2 separate regions of the Homo sapiens genome follow, and region 2 is linked to region 1. A link is a contact called in ENCODE Hi-C or POLR2A ChIA-PET data. All regions are on one chromosome and are shown on one strand. Each heading gives the region's core, a stretch centred on a gene start or an enhancer-like site at or near the end of the contact. The rest is flanking DNA. Distances are from core to core; before and after follow the strand shown.

Evidence for each region. A loop is a pair of places that touch in the nucleus more often than their neighbours do. ChIA-PET counts read pairs that join two places held with the same protein, here RNA polymerase II (POLR2A). Pooled maps may share reads with other maps.
Region 2: a loop to region 1 is called in a map of PC-3, with 3 times the contacts of the local background. The contact joins two enhancer-like sites. A Hi-C loop is called at or near these places in 23 of 168 maps with a recorded cell type or tissue (A673, Caco-2, Calu3 and 15 more) and 5 of 50 pooled maps. POLR2A ChIA-PET finds 5 or more read pairs at or near these places in 4 of 52 experiments (MCF 10A, Panc1, WTC11 and 1 more).

Annotation. Positions count from the first base shown.
Region 1 is chr22:35,834,375-35,837,570 of GRCh38, reverse strand. All of the region lies in intron 2 of RBFOX2 (RNA binding fox-1 homolog 2), which reads left to right. Among named protein-coding and RNA genes, the nearest start is that of APOL5, 120 kb to the right of the region's middle. Within about 2 kb of position 1,555, at least 27 of the 41 ENCODE cell types and tissues checked have a DNase peak (open chromatin) inside an H3K27ac peak, as active enhancers do; they include PC-3, endothelial cell of umbilical vein and gastrocnemius medialis, where a contact is called at or near this core.
Region 2 is chr22:35,765,931-35,768,741 of GRCh38, reverse strand. It overlaps RBFOX2 (RNA binding fox-1 homolog 2), which reads left to right. Exons shown (of 14, transcript NM_001349999.2): 6 at 393-485. Among named protein-coding and RNA genes, the nearest start is that of APOL5, 49 kb to the right of the region's middle. Within about 2 kb of position 1,346, at least 4 of the 41 ENCODE cell types and tissues checked have a DNase peak (open chromatin) inside an H3K27ac peak, as active enhancers do; they include PC-3, endothelial cell of umbilical vein and gastrocnemius medialis, where a contact is called at or near this core.

The DNA of each region.
Region 1 (3,196 bases), core at 306-2,805:
CCAAGTCTTTCATTTGTCCTGTGGTTGTGTTGTGTTGTGCCTGCGTGTGTGTGTGTGTGTGCACATGTGTGTGTGTGTGTGTTTGAGCCAGACATCCAATCCCAACATTTGATAATGACCTGTCACATAAGCTTTCTCAATATAGAATGTCTATACTGGTGGTTAGGCCTGGGTTTTCAAAGTTAAACGGTTTATTACAATGTAAGAGCGATGTATGGATGTGTTTTCACTGTTTTGCTACTTAGGTTCTTTGCATCTTCAGATGATACCATCTCTGTAGTCCCCAGTTTCCATTGCTCAGCTGTTGGAAAAGGGCTTTCAGTGAATGACTTTTTCATCATACCATATTAGATCCTTGTCAGTATTTGCACAGTGTATGCGCTTTATTATTACATATGCTCTACTTTTATAGGGCCTGTTTTTGTTTTAATTATCAAACTACTCTGTCATTTATAGTAAGTAATCAGTGCTCTGCTAAAAAGCAAATGGCAATTTAATCACAAAATTCTAATATAGCCGATAGACATGCTTATGTGATACTTAAAACGTTAATTTTATCGGCTGTTCATGTGTATGTTGTAGGAGTATTTCACTGAGATCTCTTATTTTTTGGGCATATAGACCAGATTATTGCATCTCATATTTATGAAAATAGCAATATGGAATATGAAGGAAAGATAAATCATTCTTGTACTATGTGTAAAATTCGAAAAACAAAATTGCAAATGACTTCAACACTAATTAGTAAAAAATAAATGTTTAGCCAAACTCAAATTCAGTTATACTATCTATTGTTGAAAGGGAAAGTGTACTAGGCAGAGAGGAAAAGATTTTACAGTATGGATGTGAAAGAAAATTTTTGTACTCTACTATGGTATAAGACTGCCAGTTTCTGTGGAACACAAAGCCCTCCCTTTCTTGGACAGCTCAGTGCTTTGCTGGCATTTTCTTCAAAATCTGTTTTCCATCAGGACCAAGAGGAGGGAAGGTGTTAGGAATAAGGGAGGTTGGAAAGGGGGTTGCTGTTCCTTTAAATAGTGCAGTGAGTCCATGTGGCAGCAGGCCGCTCTGGAGTGTATTCTTTTGTAATGAATCACCAGTTCCATTGTCTGCTATCTCCCCTCTTTGTAGCTGGAAGGCTGAAGTCTTTCACCTGAGCTGCTGCCAGTTCGCTCTTCTGTTCCTGGGTGGTTGGGAGAAGAGAAGAGGGAGGGTATTTTATGCTTTAATTAAAGACAGATAAGAGAGCAGGTATGTTTTGCTTTGTTTCATTTTCTCTTTTCCTGTTTTTGTTTGTCTGGTTTTTGAAAGGAGTTGGAGTAGAGAATCTATTCTGTGATTTTGCTAAGCATATCCCATTTTCTTTGAATTCTGGAGGTCCTCTCAGCATTTAGTCTCCATTTTGTGGCACTGCTTTAAAGTGATTCCATTCGGTTGCCTGCCAGTCATGCTCCCTTGCCACTCGAACCTTATCCCACCCTTCATCCACGGAGCTGCAGCCACACTGTTTGTTTTGGCACACTTTCCACTTTCTATGGGCTTTGCAGGATTTGGGGAGTTGGAGGATAGGCGGGGATTGTGGGTTGGAGACTGAATTTATGTTCCTTTACAATGAAAAAAAAAAGCCTCACTTTTTCCAGAGATTTGGTTTCTTTCTGAATTCTTCTACATTGCTCCATATCTTCAGTTATAATCATTTCTTCGCTGAGGCCAAGATTGTCTCTTGAAAAGTATTGCTTTTCTAAAAATTACTTAGCTTTCTTGAAAAGATAAACAGAATTTCATAAATGAAGCTATGATGAAATCCGAGCAATCTTGACTCATTAAATTGTTTTTTCCGTCTTAGTCACCCCCTAATCACACACACTTTTCTCTTTCTTTTTTGGCCCCCTTCTCTATTTTTTCCTTTATCTTTCTCCTTAGCTTTGCAATTGAGTCTAGGTAAGCTTAATATTTGACAACCTATTACTTAAATTTGTATTGCTACAGGAGACATCTTCATATTGAACAGTAATGACATTCCTCATTCCTCTCAGTGATAAGGCATAAGCTCAAATTCCTGGTTTTGTTCCTCCAGTTTTCTGTTCTCCCCTGAGAAATTCCAAACTCTGATCTACACAGATTGCCATATGTAAACAATTTTATCTCTCTCAAATTTGAACTTTTCATCATGTAATTCCTTACCTAGGGGTTGTTTCTTGGACATCTGTTTATGGTAGACAGATAGTTTCTGGGAACCAGTCATACTAGGTGATACAGCCCCCCCTTACCCACCCTGGTCTCCTTCTGGTATACCATTCCTCTCCGGGATCTGACATTATTGGTATCCCACATGTTCCCTTCCGAAGTCATAATTCCTCACTCTTTTTTTTCAACATTTCCAAACCACTGTCAAATCTTTTTTGAACATTTCCTCCCAACATTTTGTATGTGAAATTTGCCAGGCACAAATACAAGGCTCCCCTGCAGTAAATACTTTGCTCTTTTGATTGTAGCACCTTTCTTAGTGGGCTCCAGTGTTCAACCTCTTCTAGGCAGTGAGAAATGCTGCATTCTGCCATCACAATGTATTGTGTCTATTCCCCAGACTCTTAAATGTTTCTCTATTACTATTAGAATGATTAAATTCAGGAAACTAATTCATTAGAGGTCATTGCCAGAGTGAATCATTTAAAATGCAAGTCTGATTTTGTCATTCCTGTGCTTATACCTTACAGTTGCTCCCCTTCAGTCTCTGAATAAAATCCTGTGACCCTGCATGATCAGGAACCTGGCTGTCTCTCTAGTCTCATCTCCTGCCATCCTTTTCTTTCTGTATTTCATTCTAATGACACTGGCCTCTTTGCTGTTCTCTTAACATGCCTAAGACCCTCCTGCTCAGGACCCTTCTGCTTTTCTCCCTGCCCAAAATGTCTTCCCACTGGTACCCATATGGTTTGTTCTACTCTTGAATATTTCTTCTCAAGGGCGACCTCTCCCTTAACTTTCCTAGCTAAACCAGCACTCCCTCATCACTCCTACCTTCATTCTGCTTTGTCTTCACTTGTCACTGATTTTAGTTCTTACCGTTGATTGTTATATGTTTGTTTGTTGTCTGTCTCCTCCCCGACCCCAAACAGAAGCTCCCTGAGATCAGGATCCTCGTCAGCAGTCTGTTGTATTCCCAGTGTGTAGAACAGTGCCTGGCACATAGTCA
Region 2 (2,811 bases), core at 97-2,596, 69 kb after region 1:
TTAGTATTACATAAAGGGGCATGTATATTAAATTAATAACATGAATTGAGAGAGAAAGGTAGGGCATTAAAAAATCTTCAGATTTTTGGTTGAATAGTTTGACCCGAGTAACTCTGTACCTTAATTTTGGTCTGGCCTCATATGCTTTATGTTTTATTTTATTATTGTTACATTGCTGTTAATTATTATTATTATTACAGTTCTTTATTCTTTTATTGGATTTAATTTCCCTTTACAAATATGCATGGACCAAAAATGTGACTTTGGGAGATTATTGCTGAGTTGTTGCTGATGTCAGTTTCATACTATGATATTTTTTCTCTATTTACCAAGAGATCAGTATTTCAATATAACGATGTGCATGTTTTCCCCCCTTCTCCCGCTGCATGCAGGGATTCGGGTTCGTAACTTTCGAGAATAGTGCTGATGCAGACAGGGCCAGGGAGAAATTACACGGCACCGTGGTAGAGGGCCGTAAAATCGAGGTGCATGTCTTTAATAATTCAATTTCTGGTTTATATTTTTATTTCTCTTTTTTCGTGTTGCCTCACTTAGTTCACATTTGGAACCCTGTCTTATGTGTGCGTGTGCACATGTATGTGTGTTTGTATCTCTGTCTTCTTCACCTTCTTGCACTAAAATGTATAAAAGTAACACTTCTATCTGCCTCCCTCCTCATTTATTGGTTGTTTGGGGGTTTTAATTTTGACTGTGTGTGTGTGCGTGTGTGTGTGTTTGTTTTTCATTTATGTTTTTCCTTCAAAATGTTGATCTTTCTGCTCTCTTGATTTTTTTCCTTTGCTTCAGTTTGCAATACTCTGAATTCCTGTGATCAGGCCTAAGCAAAACTAATGTTAAATTGTCTAAAAACTATCCAGTTTATAACACTGTGTTCTATAATGAATCAAGGGGCCAGCCAATATCCTCTCTCTTGGGAGGCCAGTTCGCCTCTTTGTGCACATGATAAGCACGAAATAGAAGATTCTAGAGATTGTGGGGAGGGAGGAAATAATCCAAAACTCGTGTAGTTTTTAAATATATCTAATACCAAGAATTTTGGTATCTAAATTTTTATGGATAAAATTCTTAAACAGAGGGTATGATGGCTGGCTGGCGAATGTACTGTGATTATGACCAAGTCTACCGCCTGGTATTCACCAGCCCTTTTTGATAACACATCGAAGGTTAACTGGCTCCTTTCCCCTTTCCCAATTTTTTAAAGTATTAAATGTAAAAGCCACCATTTTGAGTAAGATGTCTGCATATTTTGCTTTTTTTCCCCTCCTTTCCAATGGTTTAGCATTTAGGGCCCTTCACTTGACTCACTCTTTCCATGGTAACTATACACAATGCTGGCGATGGTGCCCGTTGGCGGTAAGTGAACAAAAGCACTAGAGAAGAAGCTTTTAAAAATGTAATTACAAAACAATTAAATAAGAAAGAAAAAGTCCATCTGCCATCTCACATTAACACTACAAAATGTGATTTGACTTGTTGTTCCTCTTCCTTTTCCTTTCCCCCTTTTATTTTCAATGCTGTTGAGTAATGCCGCCTGGATTTTGGATGTACATATTGTTTTGTAGCGGTCTGAGCTGTTTGATTACTGACTTCATGGTGATTTTTTTCCCCTTGCACATCTTACTCAGAGTTACTGAACTCCAGTTTGGCTGGTTTTATTAATGCACTTCCTGCCCCTACATCCTTCCCTACTTTTCCTGTTTCCCAAACCCCCGTTTGTAGCTCTGACTGTTCTTTCTTTGCCCGTTACACCCTTCCTGACTTTCTCTTTTCTTTTTCCCTACCTTACTCTCTTTTTCCGGATCCTTGTTCCTGTCCCTTTCCCTATTCTTCCTTTCCCATCCCTTCAGTTACACGCAGCTGTTGGTCTCTTTTGCTGACTGGTGGTTTCTGATTGGTTCTGGCCATTTTTCCTTTTAAGTGCTTGGTTGCTTTCTGCTCCAGCAGCTGGTTTCAGCTCTTGCTCCATTCTAATCCTTGTCTGTGAGAACCTTGCTTTTCAGTTTCTCCCCTCTTTCCAAAATTGATTGTTTTTTCTTTCTTTTATTTGTGTGTGTGTGTTTTTTAACTGCATGCTCTCAGTCTCATCATTGTTGTATCCCATTCTTTCTTTTTAAATGTGAAACGTTTATATTATTTGGTGGGCGAAGCTAGAGTAAATGGAGTTTCAAGCTCTTTCCTCATATGGGGGATTATCACTGTACAAATCTTAAAAGACATAGGAAGAGGTTTTTTTTTTAGTTCTAATTCTACCTAAAATTGGTCTTTTCATAACAAAAATTTATTACCATACAAATTGAACACAATGTAAATTTGAAGAGGCAAAAATAAGACATTTATATTTTATGCTTCTTTTTTCAATTGGCATGTTTTATGACCTGACAACACAGTATAAGTCAAGTTCTATGGTGGAGCTTTACCCTCCTTGCAAGAGCTTTGAGACTGGTTCTGTCACTGGGCTGCAGTATGCTGACATCTTAGTTCCATTCATCTTTTCTTCAGCAGCAGCATCTTTGTAACACCTACTTACTCTAGCACTGAGAATGCTTTAAAATATGCAGTTCTGTAATGAGGGTGGAGAGTACCATAAAACAAAATAAATAAACACTTTATTTTCTCAATTCTTTTAAGTGCCTACTTTAAAGGCTTTCTTAAAAGCTTTGTTCTTAAATTGATAGACCATGTAGTCTAGAAAATTCAGAATGGTCCTGAAGGCTGTCAGCAGGGGAATCTTAGGTTTCTATATTTGTTTACTTACCTCAGACAGTAAAAATCTCTGACAGACATATTTAA